Linked DNA regions of Homo sapiens: regions 2 and 3 are each linked to region 1. The links are chromatin contacts, found by Hi-C or POLR2A ChIA-PET in ENCODE. All regions are on one chromosome and are shown on one strand. The core of a region is the stretch at or near the end of the contact, and the rest is flanking DNA. Distances in the headings are between cores, read along the strand shown.

Evidence for each region. A loop is a pair of places that touch in the nucleus more often than their neighbours do. ChIA-PET counts read pairs that join two places held with the same protein, here RNA polymerase II (POLR2A). Pooled maps may share reads with other maps.
Region 2: a loop to region 1 is called in a map of naive thymus-derived CD4-positive, alpha-beta T cell, with 6 times the contacts of the local background. The contact joins the enhancer-like site here to the promoter of ETFBKMT in region 1. A Hi-C loop is called at or near these places in 1 of 168 maps with a recorded cell type or tissue (naive thymus-derived CD4-positive, alpha-beta T cell) and 9 of 50 pooled maps. POLR2A ChIA-PET finds 5 or more read pairs at or near these places in 4 of 52 experiments (AG04450, OCI-LY7, activated B cell and 1 more).
Region 3: a loop to region 1 is called in a map of OCI-LY7, with 7 times the contacts of the local background. The contact joins the enhancer-like site here to the promoter of ETFBKMT in region 1. A Hi-C loop is called at or near these places in 3 of 168 maps with a recorded cell type or tissue (B cell, OCI-LY7 and naive thymus-derived CD4-positive, alpha-beta T cell), 27 of 37 single-sample maps with no recorded cell type and 15 of 50 pooled maps. POLR2A ChIA-PET finds 5 or more read pairs at or near these places in 6 of 52 experiments (B cell, H1, activated CD8-positive, alpha-beta T cell and 3 more).

The regions. Positions count from the first base shown.
Region 1 is chr12:31,658,074-31,660,998 of GRCh38, reverse strand. It overlaps ETFBKMT (electron transfer flavoprotein subunit beta lysine methyltransferase), which reads right to left and starts at 1,311. Exons shown (of 4, transcript NM_001135863.2): 1 at 1,210-1,311. RefSeq lists enhancers at 1,364-1,523, 1,441-1,942 and a silencer at 1,644-1,953.
Region 2 is chr12:32,024,555-32,027,416 of GRCh38, reverse strand. No RefSeq gene overlaps it. Among named protein-coding and RNA genes, the nearest start is that of RESF1, 67 kb to the right of the region's middle. RefSeq lists an enhancer at 2,128-2,422. Within about 2 kb of position 1,401, at least 2 of the 41 ENCODE cell types and tissues checked have a DNase peak (open chromatin) inside an H3K27ac peak, as active enhancers do.
Region 3 is chr12:32,138,633-32,141,708 of GRCh38, reverse strand. All of the region lies in intron 1 of BICD1 (BICD cargo adaptor 1), which reads right to left. Among named protein-coding and RNA genes, the nearest start is that of BICD1-AS1, 33 kb to the right of the region's middle. RefSeq lists an enhancer at 1,714-1,763. Within about 2 kb of position 1,793, at least 11 of the 41 ENCODE cell types and tissues checked have a DNase peak (open chromatin) inside an H3K27ac peak, as active enhancers do; they include B cell and OCI-LY7, where a contact is called at or near this core.

The DNA.
Region 1 (2,925 bases), core at 62-2,561:
GTGGGCCAACTGTACCTTTAAAGTTCTTTCATAAATTTAACAAAGTAGGCATGCTTGGTAACTGTGAACAAAATAACAGAAGTCTTCTGTCTTCAGGAAGCTTATATTCTAGTGGTGGGATAAAGCAGTTAACAGGGCAAACACAGTTTTTGCCTTTATGAAGTCTAGCCAAGAGTTCTGGGGGTTAATGAATTTATAATTGTCTGTGGGCAGAGATATATTAATACAAATTATATTGACTACTCTATTTCATTAAAGATTGTTGTATCATAAAACAATGCAATCAAGATTCAGGTTTTTTCCTTTAAAAATACTGTATGCATTTAATTGTAATAAAAGAACATCAACTCCTAAATCTCTTTCTGTAAAAGTATCTGATGGTTCGATTTTACCAAGCCTAAACTGAAAAGATTTGCTCCAACAGAAAAACACCTGTGCAATTGATCACTAAGATTTGTTTAAAAATATATATATATAGAAAAACACCCGGATTAGAATAAATGAGAATGAGGAACAACTTAAACACAACTTATACACCCAGTTGTTTGGGGACCTCGGATCTCTTCTGCATAAATGTTTTAAATGGTCTTAAATCCACTAAAGTATTTAGGGGTCAAAAATCCAAATCCCCACAAGGGGCTGGACATCATAAATGAGTGATGCAGGCTGGCTGTAAAATAACAGAGGGGCTGTGGCAAGCTGGAGACTGTTTTCAAACAGTTCAAAAAGGCTAGGCAGGACATGCTGCCAGATCCTCCGATTTCTCAAAATCATCAAAAAAATCTAGATATTGACACATTAGCTTCCACCTTTTTTTTTTTTTTTTTTTTTTTTTTTGAGACAGAGTCTCTGTTGCCCAGGCTGGAGTGCAGTGGCGTGATCTCGGCTCACTGCAACCTCCGACTCCCAGGTTCAAGCGATTCTCCTACCTCAGCCTCCCGAGTCCTGGGATTACAGGGGCGTGCCACCACGCCCGGCTAATTTTTGTATTTTTTTTTTTTTTTTTTTTTTTAGTAGAGACGAGGTTTCGCCATGTTGGCCAGACTGGTCTGGAACTCCTGACCTGAAGCGATCCTCCTGCCTCGACCTCCCAAAGTGCTGGGATTACAGGCGCGAGCCACCACGCCCGGCCAGCTTCGGCTTGTAAACATCAGCAACTCATTCAAATATCAAAACACAGGGCAGGTCAAAATGCATGTCAGGTCATACATAGCCTGTGAACTCAGCGTAGACTTCCAGTGGGTGTTAGTTACCCCACATCAGTGTCCTGGGATCGTAGGGGTCTCTCAGGGCCTGGTATCCCACTAGACTAATTGTTAAGCAGTACTAGGCTGTCACTTGAATCACACAACGCAGCCTAAGTTTAAAGGTAACGCAGAGCAAATAGAGATTATTTGGGATTTGGACCCCATGTCATTTAGATCGGCGCTTCCCTCTCCCGTCCCAGCACCGATGAGGCATGGGTTATGAAGTATGTGACTGTGGTGACCACTTGGTATTTCTCTTAATGAGAAGGAGAGCTGATGGGATGAAAAGAGTTACGTTCCACAACGGGTAGACGGCGGCGTCATTTTCCTCCAGAGGCGGGGTGGAGTCGATCTTAAAGGGGCAGGCACCGTCCTCCCTGTCTCCTTACCTAGCTTTGCTGACACCGCCCTCGGAAGTAAAGCATAGGGCTCGCCTGTCACTCGCCCTGGCGACTGTTCCCGCTCATGCTTTACATTTCCGGGGTCCCGCTACCAAAACTGAGCCACGCTCTAGCAGAGCGCCGCGGCCCGGCAGGGGGCGGGACGGACGGCGGCCCCTCGCGGCCCCGCCCTTTTTCCCAGCAGCGCTTTCTTTCTCCTCCACTTTCTTAAAGGGACAGAAGCGCGAAACCAAAGGGCGCCCTGACCTCACCTGGAAAATAAGGGAACGTTAAATCTGTGTGCAATGTTTGTAGAATTTTGATTCCTAAAAAGTTCATTCTGAAACTATGCAACACCTACTATGTGCCAGTCGCACTTCCAGGCACCGGGCATAGAGTGGTGAGCAAAATAGACACCGTATATTTAAAAAAAAAAAAAAAAAAAGACACAGTATAAGCCCTCTGTGCTGCCTACATTCAACTGCGATTAAATCATAATGAATGTCCTTTCTTTTCTAATAATTCATAAATTCACTAGCAATTTATTTGCAGCCTATATCACTCGAGTCTGGATCTACATATATCCACCTTTCAACTGGACCCACATCCCACTGGCCCCTCAACTCAACACTCAAAGTTAACTCACCATCTGACCTGACAACAATTAAAACCTGCTCTGGCGTGCTAGAGGGGGGAAAACGGTCCAAAACTAAGAAACAGGAAAATCGTGTTTCTGCATTTTAGTTTGCAGTTTGAGAAATGCACTGGCACCTGCCTGTTCAAAATTAGAATTTGTCGCTTGGGTTCTGCGCTCCTGCCATGGGTGTGACAGCTTTCTGTCTTTCCATGTAAACTGGAATCTTTAGGAACTACTACAAGGAAAGGAAACTTTGTGCTTCCAGTCAACAGCCCCAGATGCAGCCTTATCATTTCTTTCTTAGTTGAATGGTGTATTTGCTACATTCTTGTTGATAAGCTATACACCTTGCATTTCACAGTATTCTGCCTTAGATTTCCTGTGTAATAACTGATATAATGTGTTTATGAACTGCATTCATCCACTTATGAGCTGCTTTTTTCTTAATTAGTTGCTGATGTAAACGCTTGTTTTCTCAACTATAACTTTTCATTACCACACACTCTCCGATTCTCCTGCTAGCAGTGAACCTTGATCCATGTTCAAGATCAATTTCTATAAGAAATATTGTTTTTAACCAGCTTCGGTGTTCTATCCCAATTAATAGTTTGAACATCCCAGTCACTGCCCAAGAAACCAGAACGAACAGGCTAACCTAACA
Region 2 (2,862 bases), core at 152-2,651, 370 kb before region 1:
GGACCTCTAATTGCATCTGAATAGACATGGGAATCAAAATAGCTGTAAGGGGCTGCTTCTTTTGAGGCTTCTTTTATTTGCTTATGTCGTAATTTCTCTTTTTCTGATTGATGAAATGCCAGGGTAAAAGGGATAGCTAATTGAACTAGAGCATAAGTGCTGCTCTAATTATTTGGTAGAGTGTCTAGTAAAGGTTTTTTACAGTATTACTATGCATCCGCTTGGGGATGAATAAGGGTGGACTGATGGGTTAGCTTTTGGAAGTGCCTGACCTCGCTGTATCATGTTAAGTCTTCAAAGTACGCTAAATTTTCCTTTTATCGTTGGAGACACGAGGTAAAATTGGTCTTGGAAGATGGAGGCTGAATGGCCCTCGGGGGGCTGACCCTCAGGGTACTGCACTTTAGGAAATAGTAGAGAGAGTTTGGCACACTTTACTATCTTAGGCTGCAGGATTTTGATACCGGCCGGGTGCAGTGGCTCACGCCTATATCCCAGCACTTTGGGAGGCCGAGACGGGCGGATCACGAGGTCAGGAGATGGAGATCGAGACCATCCTGGCTAACAGGGTAAAACCCCGTCTCTACTAAAAATACAAAAAAAAAAAAAAAAAAAAAGTTAGCCGGGCTTGGCAGCGTGCGCTTGTAGTCCCAGCTACTTGGGAGGCTGAGGCAGGAGAATGGCTTGAACCCGGGAGGTGGAGCTTGTAGTAAGCCGAGATTGCGCCACTGCACTCCAGCCTGGGCGACAGAGCGAGACTCCGTCTCAGATAAAAAAAAGAAAAAAAGACAAAAGAAGAAAAGGAGCTACCATGCAGTCCATGCCTTGTCGATTAGAGGACTATCTGAGTGGAAAGGGGATAACTTGGACTTCTAGCCTACTGTGTGCACAAGCATAACAATTGCTTTTATTTAGAGTGCGGACAGAATATTTAATGTATTTTAGCTAGTCATTTACATCTTGATATCTTGTTTTAATTGCTGTGGTTTGCTTTAGATTTTTTTACTTTTACTACAAAGACTTTGGTTTTGTCATTTGGTATGAGAGGAGTGATAACTGAACAGGCATTAAAAGTAATAATTTGAGGTGAGTTAGATTTAGTTACATTAATAAGATGGGGAGTAGTTAAAGGAAAGAAAAGATAGATAAAGTTTTCTTAGCTTTAACTTGGTAGGGCTTGACCCTGGAACAATGACCTATAACTTTGATGGTGATGACGCTTTTTTGACTTGGGTATGATGTGTCTATCCTTTTCTGCTGTGCGAACGGCAGTCTCGGTGGTTAGCAGCACAAGGTAGGGTTCTTAGGCTGCCTCGAGTTTTTCTTCTTTCTATCTTTTGATGAGGATGTGGTTTCCAGGCAGGTGCTGGTGTACGGCTCCTCTGGTTTGTTTCCTTTCTTGGCTCATGCATGAGGTCGCCTGGTCCACATCATATGTGAGGATCATTTACTCCAGATTGCTGGCCAGTTTCTTCTGCCTTGTTGAGAGTCCGGGTCTATTCATCACACCAGATGGGTCTCAATTTCTTACTACCCCTGAGGCCACCACAATGAGGCAGTGGGAGACCCCCTCATGAGAGGACTAGAGACCACCCCAGAGGAAAATGTATCCCTGTACGGACCACCATTTCTTATATGTAAAAATGTTTATTTAGAAATAGAATGCTTGTTCCCCAGTGCTACAAAGAAATAACATTCAAACATAAATTTAATTCTCTTAGCAAGGCAAACTTTACTTTATGCAGAAAGGGGCTCATAGCAGATGGAATAATGGCGAGAGCACCAGTAGAGACAGGTTTTCACCATGTTAGCCAGGCTGGTCTTGAACTCCTGAGCTCAAGTGATCACCTGCCTCAGGCTCCCAAAGTGCTGGGATGGAAAAGGAGAGTGCCTTGGATTGGCCCTGGCGAAGCAGGGACCATCCCTTTATCTGCACAGGGCGCCAGTTCACCTCAGTCTTTAATTTGCCACAGACCAAATCCTTCATCTAGATAAGAACCTCAAATGAGGTACTTAAAGCCCAGAAAGCTTTGTAACTGCACCCTTGAGCTGCTTGCTCAGGCCCACTCCCACCCTGTGAAGTGCTTTCTCGCTTTAATGAATTCCTGCTCTCGTTGCTTCATTCCTGCATTTCATTTCTCTGCTACTTCGTACGTTTTGTTCAATTCTTTGTTCAAAATGCCAAGGACCTGGACAACTCGTAGTCAAGACCCTCTACCAGTAACACTTGTTGCTCCTATTCCTCCTGGTGCTATTTATTGCTACTGCACATGTACCCTGTGCCCAAGGGTAGAACGACTTTCCAGCTTCTGAAGCACAGAGGCTTGGGGAGGACAGATTGTCATGTGACTCAGGACTTCACTGAACCTTGTTCATACAGTTGACCACATTCCTTTGTTTGGATCACTAAGGGAGAGTCATTATCATTACAAGGCAAGATCCTGGGCAAAGCACATTTTAGACCCCAAAATATTTTGTCCTCTTTGCAAGGCATTTCATCTATTATTTCCTTTTTAATCCAGGATGGGCAAAAAAAGAAGTTGTAATGTTTGTATTCCATATTTGTCGTTACAAAAGAAAGATATTTTCATATTCCAAAATTGTAAAAGTAAACAAAACACAGTAACAACAACGAAAACTATAATCAGAAGGAAGGGCACCAGGTTCAGACAGTGGTGGCTTTGAAAGAAGAAGTAAGTGAGATTGAAATTGAGAGAATTAAAAAAAAGATTTTAAGTTTTTTTTTTTTTTTGAGACAGGGTCTCACTCTGTCACACAGGCTGGAGTGCAGTGATGCAATCTCAGCTCATTGCAACCTCTGCCTCCCTGGCTCAACTGATCCTCCCACCTCAGCCTCCTGAG
Region 3 (3,076 bases), core at 544-3,043, 480 kb before region 1:
TAAGGTTAGGGGTTTGAGACCAGCCTGGCCAACATGGTGAAACCCCACCTCTACTAAAAATAGAAAAATTAGCTGGGCGTAGTGGCGGGCGCCTGTACTCCGAGCTACTCGGGAGGCTGAGGCAGGAGAATCGCTTGAACCCAGGAGGTGGAGGGTGCAGTGAGCCGAGATTGCACCACTGCACTCCAGCCTGGGCGACAGAGCAAGACTCCGCTCAAAAACAAAACAAAACAAAAAGTGTGTCCAAAGGAAGGGCCTCTAAATCAGATTTCTCATGGGGCATTAGAAATATAGAATTTTGTTTTTGCCATATTTTTCATACAATCTTAGCTTAATAACAAAAACACAAATTAGTCACAGGCAGTCATCAGGACAAAAAAAAATCAGAAATATAAATTCTGAATAAGCTATAAACTAGATAACAAGGCCTTGAATAATTCCATTTTCTTAACTTTAAGTTGATATCTAATAAGACAGGAGTGCAACATCGAAACGCTGTCTTGTTTGAATTATAAATCTTCACTTTAAAGCGGCAGATGGAGCGCCTTATGTTCACAGAAAGCAAGCCAAGGGCTCAGAAAAGGTAACCACTCCGCCAAAGGGAAAGACACAAAACAGAAAACATGGCTCTGAACTTATATGCCCTCGAAGGGTTAACAGATGCCTGAATTTGTGAGAATTTTACAGAATTAGAATGGAACTAGTACAAAGTCCTCCAATGTGTTTTCCTTTCTGGGTCATGCAAACACGTACGTTCTACGGAAGATTTCAAGTACAACAAAAAAATCCGGGTTTCCCATCACAGAACCTAAGTCGCCGCATTTCCTCTGGTGTATAACATGTTGTTGATGCAGTTATTGTCCTTTGTTTTTTTTTTAGCTCTGTTTCCTTAAATGCCAAAACTACACACACGAAGTATGTAATACGAACACTGTGACAATGAGGAGATGCAAGTAACATTTTATTCACCTGAAGAAACTAAACCCCAACATTTTGCTTTTTGTCTACAGACACAGTTCCTGTAAACACAGAATCAAATACGGTGCGCGTAGAAAATAAAAAGATCCTCCCACACTATGGCACTTCCTTCAATGGAGGCTACTCGGGAGGCTGAGGCAGCGAATTGCTTGAACCCGGGAGGCGGGGTTGCATTGAGCTGAGATTGCGCCACTGCACTCCAGCCTGGGCGACAGAGCGAGACTCCGTATCAAAAAACAAACAAAACAACAACAACAACAACAAACAAGATGTTGTATTCTTGACATTTAGGCATTTTCTAAAATATTACATTTTTTATAAAATTTCTCTGCCATGGAAAAAAAATCCACCTTTGCCAGAGCAAAGGAAGCCAGTGAAAGAAGTAATTCATTGGGAGTATAATTATAAGCATTTAGCATTGTTTTGAACATGAGAAAAAGGCAAGCTTTCATCTAACAGATTTTCATAATCTCAAGAAATAATTCATCTGCCATTTATTTTCAGGGAAATGTGGTGCTTCTTGGAAGAAGCCCAGAGGATCCTGCTGTTAAACCAAGACCCATGCAGGAAAAAAAAATTATCCACTCCACAATAACATGGCAGGTAACACAAAGGCAGTGGTACTTCTCCAGCCGGGAGAGGCCCCCTCAAAACAGGAACTCCTGCCGGCTGACTTAATTACAGCACAGCAAGGGAATCCACTACAAAGGCAGGAGCCACTGAACAGAGAGCTGCTGAGATCCGTCCTCGGTACACGGACAGATGGTTCTGCTGCTTCTCGGCTGGTATAAGACCTTATAGAAGACTCTGAAAACTGAAACACGCCAACAAGTTTTCTGTTACCAGTATTTTTTTTTTAACTCTGTGCCCAGGCCAGGAGCGGTGGCTCACGCCTGTAATCTCAGCGCTTTGGGAGGCCGAGGCGGGCGGATCGCGAGGTCAGGGGTTTGAGCATCCTGGCCAACATGGTGAAACCCCGTCTTTACTAAAAATACAAAAATCAGCTGGGCGTGGTGGCGCTTGTCTGTAGTCCCAGCTACTTGGGAGGCTAAGGCACGAGGAATCGCTCGAACCCAGGAAGAGGAGGTTGCAGTGAGCCGAGATTGCACCACTGCGCTCCAGCCTGGCGACAGAGCGAGACTCCGTCTCAAACAAACAAATAAACAAAAAAACCCTTTGTGCCCACCGTATGCTAGCGTAAAAGTAATCTGAATTTGAAAGTCAATCAGCAAGTATTTACTGAGCGACGTGTAAGGGATAAGGAAAAGGTCTAAAGCAGCTTATCTAGTTTAGGGACATGGATTAAACTCTGATTTAATTTTAGGGCTTTTGACTTTTTCATCATCACACACAGACACACACAAACACACACACACAAAATTAGAGGAGAGGCCATGAAAGCACTGCCTTGAAAATTCTCAGACAAATTTACAGAAACAGAGTGAGTCCATGTAAGAAACCTGACCTTATACACAGGGACGATGCACTGAAACCTGTTTCACAGCAAAGGGAACTGAAAGTTTCTAAAGCAGTCACCACAGCAGCCACGTGGCTTAGAACACAAAACAGACAGCCCCCTAAATTATGAAGTCATACACACAGCTGCTAAATAACAGCACTGAGTAAACTCTATCTTGTAAAAAATGTTTAAACAAAATGAAAATTTAACTACAAACATTATTTATGGAATTAATATACATGCAAATTTTCTGCATGCAAACTCTACCTTCCTGGTCACTTTGAAGGATATAAATTAATCAAAATCACAAAATTCTTCAATCTTATGTAAGAATGTACAATAATGCCACTGAAGCAATTTAGAACTTACAATGCCCATAGCATAGAATCTATTATATATAGATATCTAATTATATCTATCTAAACACATACATATACAGATGCTCCTCAACTGATGATGAGATTATGTCCTAGTAAACCCATCATAGTTTGAAAAATATCATAAGTCAAAAATACATTTAATACGCCTAACCTATCAAATACAGCTTACTTAGCCTCACCTACCTTAAACATGCTCAAAACACTTACATTAGCCTATATTTGGGCAAAAATCACCTAACACAAAGCCTATTTAAAGTAA